2 separate regions of the Homo sapiens genome follow, and region 2 is linked to region 1. Evidence: chromatin contacts called from ENCODE POLR2A ChIA-PET data. All regions are on one chromosome and are shown on one strand. Each heading gives the region's core, a stretch centred on a gene start or an enhancer-like site at or near the end of the contact. The rest is flanking DNA. Distances are from core to core; before and after follow the strand shown. Region 1 overlaps AKAP13 (A-kinase anchoring protein 13). Region 2 overlaps ABHD2 (abhydrolase domain containing 2, acylglycerol lipase).

Region 1 (3,558 bases), core at 551-3,050:
GGAAGGAAACAGAGAAAATGGAAGAGAGGAGGTGGGTGTTGCATATGAAGAGTGTGAGTGAAGGTAAAGATGTTAATGAATGCCAGGTATGACAGAGGAATAGCACAATGTCTGGTTACATGCATCAGATTCATGCAAGGGACTGCTATGACATCAGGTAGGAAAAGCATTAACAGCATAGGTTATACAAACAGATGATGCAAGAAGAAAACCACCGTATGATCTAGGAATCCCACTACTGGGTATATATCCAAAGGACAGGAAATCAGTATTCACTCTCATGTTTAGTATACTGTTTGCAATAGCCAAGGTACAGAACCAAGTTAAGTGTCCATCGACAGATGAATGGATAAAGAAAATGTGGTACATATACACAACAGAATATTATTCAGCTGTAAAAAATAATGAAATCCTGTTATTTATGGCAAGATGGATGAGCCTAGAGGACACTACGTTAAATGAAATAAACCAAGCACAGAAAGACAACCACCATAAGATCTCACTGATAATGTGGAATCTAAATAAGTTGATTTCACAGAAATAAAGAGTACAACAGTGGTTACTAGAGGCTGGGACAAGGATGGGGAGAAGAGAATGGGGAGAGGTTGGTCAATGGGTAAAGAGTCATAAGAGGAACAAATGTAGTATTCCATCACACCGAAGGGTGACTATAGTTAGCAATAATATATTGTATATTTCAAACTAGCGGGAAGAGAGGATTTTGAATGTTTTCATCATTAAGAAATAATTAACGTTTGAGGTGACAGATATGCTAATTATCCTAATTTGATCATTACACATTGTATACATGTACCAAAATATCACACTGTACTCCATAAATACGTACAACTATGTGTCAATTAAAAATGAAAAAAGTGTATGTGTTATGCTAAAGAGTTTAAGACTCTATTCAGGGGCAATAGGGAGCCAGTGAAGATGTTTGAACAAAGAAGTGATATGACTTAGGCTGTCATTCAGAAAGGCAGTACAAAAGTCTTTAGCTTCATCCAGTCTAATCTCCCTTGTCTGGATTTCAGACTACTCCATGACCCTTAACCAATCTCATTTTCTATTGTTCTTCAAGATAAAGCCTAATTGTGTATCAAGGTTCCACAATCAGAATATGGTTCTTCCTACTTCAAGGCCCCCGGCTCTCAGAACAATCATGGTTTCTGGAATTCCCTCTCTCGCCTATCCACCTTAGTCAAAGTCCATCCTTTAATTCTACTTTCCCAATTCAGCTCTCTCTGCCTACTCTAACCCTCCTTAAAACGCTCTCCTTTGAACCACTATGGGGCTTAGACTCTGCCTTGCTGACTCTATGGTGTCCTGCCCTGTGTTGTTCATTGCTACTGCATGTTGGTCTGATTCTAAGCAAATAATAATTGCCTTAAAGGCAACAGCCATTTCTTAAATTTCTCCAGAGTGCCAAAAATGGTATGATACATCCAAGGTGAGATGAATAACTAATAATGTCTTCGTTTACCACCACAATCACAACCCTAAGACTTCCAATGGCTGACCAAATTTAGTTATTAAACAAGGAGAGAAAATAATTTTGTCTGAAGTAGTTTCTGTATTAGAAGAATACTCCTGGCCAGACACAAAAACTCCTGCTCAAAATAACCACAACCCAAGGAAAATATGAATCCCACATAAAATAAAAATGTATTACTTTAGGAAATTACTTGACTTCTTATTTTTCTCTTCAAAAAAAGAATAGCTCTAGCACAGTCACACAGTCAGACAAGCCAAAAAATGACTCAGCTTCCCATGGAAGACTTCCCTCATCCCTCCAGGCAAATATACACCATTGTACAGTCATGCGCTCCAAAAAATGCAGAGGTACAACTTGCTCTTTTTATCAATTGTCCAAAAAAACAAAGCAAAGGGGAAAAGAAAGAAGTTCTTCATGAAAAAGCCTATTTGTCAACACTACTGCCAGGTTAATTTTGGCATTCACTCATATTCAAAGCAATAAACTTGCTTCTGTTCATTCAGAGACTATTATCTGGAGCTTGTATTTTGAGAATTTTACTTAACTAGAACACATATTTTAATGTTCTGGAAATTTTTAAGAAAGTACAATGTAACTGTTTACCTTAGATTACACTGTGAACATTTGCTTTGGAAGGGTTATCACAAAAATATGTTTAAAGAGTGGAGAATGCTCCTTTACTTAAATACATACTAGCAGAGATGTCTCATACAGGAAACATCAAAGGAAATGAAGGGACAAATGAGTAGCTTAGTGACTCTATTAAGCTAGCATCGTGGTTAAAAGCATGAACTCTGGAGCTAGGCTGCCTTACGCAAGTTTTAAAACCTTTCTGTTCCTCAGTTTCTCACCTACAAAATGGGGATAAAAATAAAGGCAAATGGTTAAAAAAAAAGGTGTGAGCAATAAATGAATTAATGTATGTTACATTTTTGTCTTATTTTTTAAAAGGAGGTATTTAAGTCAGCCTACAAGGGTGCATATAAAATAAAACCAAGTAACTATGGTAAATTCTGACTCAAGTCAGAATGGAAAGAACAAAACACTTTTCCTTTCAATCAGACTACCATATCCCCTCTGGATCTATTTTGTACCATGACAAAGGAAAGCAGAGGGAAAAGTGAAGTCTTCTGATTATCTGATAACTGGAGAAGGTAGGGAGCTACCTCAAAAACTAAGAATAAAGGAACTACTAAGTATCTGAAGCTGTTTTACAAAGAAGTACTTCTTTAAAAGCCAAGATAGAACTAGGAACACAGATGGAAGAGTTAAGTCTCAAAAAAAAAAAAAGAAAAAAAGAAAAAAGCCTCTTCATCTGAGGCAAAGGGAAAGAAGAAACGACAGATATTTATAGATTTTTCCTGGCCAATCCCCAAGTGCCTAATTTGGATTGAACTTAAAATGTCCCCGAAACAATCCCCACCCAGAAGGCTGAAATACTAGTGTGACCCATTGGGGTAAAGAGCATCTAGCTCTGAGAGGTGATCCTGGGAAAGAAGCCTTGCACCATGACCACTTCTCTGGCCTTTTCTCTCACCTTTCCTTGCAAGATTCTTCTACTTCAGTCACACAAGTCAACTTACTGTTCTCAGATTATTTTACACCTGGCTGCCTCCATGTCCTTGACCCTGCCATGATGTTCTTCCCAGTCTAGGCAAAACCGGAAAAGTCTTTAAGATCTCTTCAACTGTAGTCACCCCCATGATGCCTCCACCAAACACCTCAGTCAAAAAACTGGCCTATCTTGCCTCTGACTCCATTAGAACTGTGTTAGCACTCATCCATCAATTATCACAGTTAAGTAGGGGCCTGTTGTACAAGTCTCGTGGAACAAGACATCTCCTGTTTCTTTGGATTTCTTAGCATTCAACAAATGGCTTCTGTGTAAATAAATATGCATATCTGAAAAGGATCTTTCAGGTAAAGGAACCTATGCTCAAGGGTAAATCAAACCTAGGCTGGGCACTGTGGCTCATGCCTGTAATCCCAGCACTTTGGGAGGCTGAGGTGGGCGGACCACCTGAGGTCAGGTGTTCAAGACTAGCCTGGCCAACATGGTG
Region 2 (3,575 bases), core at 463-2,962, 3.6 Mb before region 1:
ACATTGAATGAGACTCTATTAGATTATAAACTCCATGAAGCAAAGATATTCTTGCTCTTGTTCACCACTGTATCTGTGAGGCCAGATACTTGGTGGGCACTCAATCAGTGTTACCTAAATGAATGGATGAAACAACAGATGTACAGTGTTCAGCCTCTCTTCTAGGAACTTAAACACAGACAAGGAAGCAGATTTAAAGACATGAAATGACTTGTCCACCCTCACATAATGAGTAGGGCCATGTCTACTCATGACCGTGTCTACTCAAAGTCCAACGCTAGACTTTGGACCATGTCAACCCCAAAGCCCAAGCCCCTTGCCTTATATCACAAATCTACTTAGGTAATAGTACTCCAGAGATTTATGCTTCAATTATTAAACATCTTACTCCCCCCAACCATTTGATTCCTTTTATTATTTTTATTCTTATTTTTTTGAGACGGTCTCGCTCTGTCTCCCTAGGCTGGAGTACAGTGGCATGATCATGGCTCACTGCAGCCTTGACCTCCCCAAGCTCAAGACGTCCTTCCACCTTAGCCTCTTGAGTAGCTGGGACTATAGGCACATGCCACCAAACCCAGCTAATTTCTGATTTTTTGTAGAGATGGGCGAACTTGCCTGGGAGGTTCCACTATGTTGCCCAGGCTGGTCTCGAACTTCTGAGCTCAAGAGGTCTGCCCACCTTGGCTTCCTTTCCCAAAGTGCTGAGATTACAGGTGTGAGCCACTGCACCCAGCTTTGATTCCTTTTAGACCCATCTATCATTACTCAGGTTTGAGACTAATTATTTGAGACCTAGAGCAGATGTTCAGATGTCATTGGGACAGTTACAAAACTCAGATTTGCTACACTACTGAGGAGCAATTACAGCTAATTGTGTAGGCACTTTGGGAGCCTCAATTTAATTAAATCCAAACACATCTGATCTGGATAAAGGGCCAACCCTGCCTGATGTCAGACAGACTGCTGGATGTTCTGTGAAGAGATGCCACCTCTCCCATGCAAGGGAAGGGCAAAGACATGGTGCCCAGCTCCAGGATCAGCCTTCTGGAAGGTCCTCCTGGGACCTCCCCTGATGTCAGTTACCAAACACCTTTAGTGCCTGGGGCCTCTCCCTGGCCTGTTATTACTAACAGCTACATTAATCTGTTTTTAAATGAGGCTCTATGTATTTAATTCTTATGGGATTAGCACTAGGTAACTATATAATCTTGCTGCCGCTTTTTAAAGTAAGATGAAATCTGAAACACTAGCTGGGCCTTAGACAGATGAGTATTGCACGGCCATTTTGGAAAGGCAACTTGCTGGGAACAGAAAAGACCCCTCACCTTTTTCTCAAGCCCCTACACCTAAAGAAGGACAAGGCAAAGGCTGCCTGAAAGCTATTATTTCAACAGCCACTTCCCCAAATGACACTAGCATGACTAAATAGGCTAAAATACAGGGACTCGAGACTTGGTGTTCCTTGTGGATGGAGACTCTGAGTCATCTCTGTATGTTCCATGCCAGGCCCATGCATGGCATCTGTGGATATGCCACAAAATGTCAGGTGGATAAGAAGGAAGTTTGAATCGTCTGGAATAAAGGCACACAGTACTCGCCAGCATGAGTAAGCAGGGGACATGAAAGAGGTACTTGAATATCTTTCCCACTAAGTTTAGCCTAAGAGAAAAATACAGTTAAGCTAACATGGCTCGCTGACAGGTGGGCGGTTAGGGGCCTAGCAGCCCCTGTCACTTCCATAGTAAAAGTATGTGAGTCATTTCTTAAAGTCAAGGGGAAACTATCTTAAAGCTGAGTCATCCAGGAATACAATAGCTGTAGAAATAAAGTTAAGGCCCCTTTGTGCTATCAAATTAGTTGGCCTTGCCCTTATCTCTGAAATAAGGATTTTAAAAAATGAGTGTTTTCAGCCTTGTTTCCCCAGGTATAGGATGCCTAAAACTGCCCTCTTATGGCTAAAGGTTTAAGTATTCAGATATCATCCTGAAAGTGCAGAACTCACCACTCTTGGCCACTGTTCTGCTTTGGATATGACTCCCTGACACACTTCCTGAAGCTCCTGGCCCCTGGCTCTCAGCAGACGATCTTGCCAGGTGTTTTACTACGATGTCTGAGTTCTGCAAACTCACTACCTTCACTTTCACATTCTCTCTCTCCCTTCACCCATCTCTTCCTCCTCCCTTCCCATTGTGCCCTTCTGCCATTATAAAACTCAACTGTTTAATGCAGAGGCAACACAATTCATAACTATGAATACAATTCAAAATTGAGTCTACACCAATGAAAATGGTAGATATGAGAAGCTTATCGAAACACCTATGTTTATGATCTAATAGAAGATTGTAAGATATTAAGCAGTAAAAACAAAATAGAAGTTCCTTAAAAATCACTGCCTGAAGCTCTTACAGTGAGATGTCTTGGATCATGGGTGATCTCTACAGCATGCTAAAGGTAGGTAACCCTACATCCTAGTCTCTCCAAGAGGGTCCTGGAATGTATTGTTCTGATGCAGTTATTAATAAAGTTATGAATTATTATAACGTTATTAATAAAGTCCCTTTTTACTCTCAAAAGTGTCTCAATTGGAATGTGTAATTAGATGGAGGGAGATGGGGTCTCCCTCCCTTCTAAGACTGAAGTCCCGTCCTCTAAGCAAGACCAAGTTTTCTGACCTTACCTTGAGGTTCCAAAAGATTGTTTGTATATATGTTTGTTTGTTTTAAGAGATAGGGTCTCACTCTGTAGCTCAGGCTGTGCAGTGGCATGATCACAGCTCAGTGTAGCCTTGAACTCCTGGGCACAGCGCTTCTAGAGTAGCCGGGACTACAGACATGAGCCACCATGCCCAGCTAATTTATTTTTATTTTTTGTAGAAATGAGGTCTCACTGTGATTAAAGGTGTGAGCCACTGTACCCAGCCCAAGAGATAATTTTTGTTTTGTTTTTGAGACAGGGTCTCACTCTGTCACCCAGGCTGGAGTGCAGTGGCATGATCACGGTTCACTGCAGCCTTAATCCAAAAGATAGTTTAAAAAACAAAAAAGTTCCTGTATTAAACCCAGTTGGACATTAAAGATTTCCTCCTCCCAGCAAGAGAATTCAATGCTGTGATTTCACGTACTTCCTCACAGCTTGATGTCTAATGCCCGAGAGTCAAGAGTTTAGAAATAAGGGAAGGGCCCACTTCTTCCCTGTTTAAACTCACAGGAAAAAAGCAATTTAAATATTCGAGGCCATTTTCAATGCCAAATGCCCCAGCTTGGTGTTTTGGTGGGAGATGGGTACTAAGTTCTTAGAAGGCTCATGATCCTAAGGGACTCGTTACCTTTGGGGAGCCAGAGCCAGGTTATTTTTATTCCTTTCACTTGACATAGAAGATATTGTTTTTAATCCTATTTTTTTCTCTCTTTAAATCAAGATCAAACTAATAAGATCCTTTGTTACTTGGCTCTTGATTTTCTGGTGATAAAACTTTCAAGATATGAAGGTATGATATGGAGGCCAGAATAAGCACAAGCTGGAAAATTCTGGTTTTCAGTTTATTCTTTGGCTAGTGGATTTGATCTACCTCT

Evidence for each region. ChIA-PET counts read pairs that join two places held with the same protein, here RNA polymerase II (POLR2A).
Region 2: POLR2A ChIA-PET joins it to region 1 with 11 read pairs in activated T-cell. The contact joins two enhancer-like sites. POLR2A ChIA-PET finds 5 or more read pairs at or near these places in 2 of 52 experiments (H1 and activated T-cell).

The regions. Positions count from the first base shown.
Region 1 is chr15:85,606,298-85,609,855 of GRCh38, reverse strand. All of the region lies in intron 8 of AKAP13 (A-kinase anchoring protein 13), which reads right to left. Among named protein-coding and RNA genes, the nearest start is that of LINC02883, 150 kb to the left of the region's middle. Within about 2 kb of position 1,800, at least 8 of the 41 ENCODE cell types and tissues checked have a DNase peak (open chromatin) inside an H3K27ac peak, as active enhancers do.
Region 2 is chr15:89,165,953-89,169,527 of GRCh38, reverse strand. All of the region lies in intron 5 of ABHD2 (abhydrolase domain containing 2, acylglycerol lipase), which reads right to left. Among named protein-coding and RNA genes, the nearest start is that of RLBP1, 54 kb to the left of the region's middle. RefSeq lists enhancers at 1,784-2,153, 1,063-2,262. Within about 2 kb of position 1,712, at least 18 of the 41 ENCODE cell types and tissues checked have a DNase peak (open chromatin) inside an H3K27ac peak, as active enhancers do.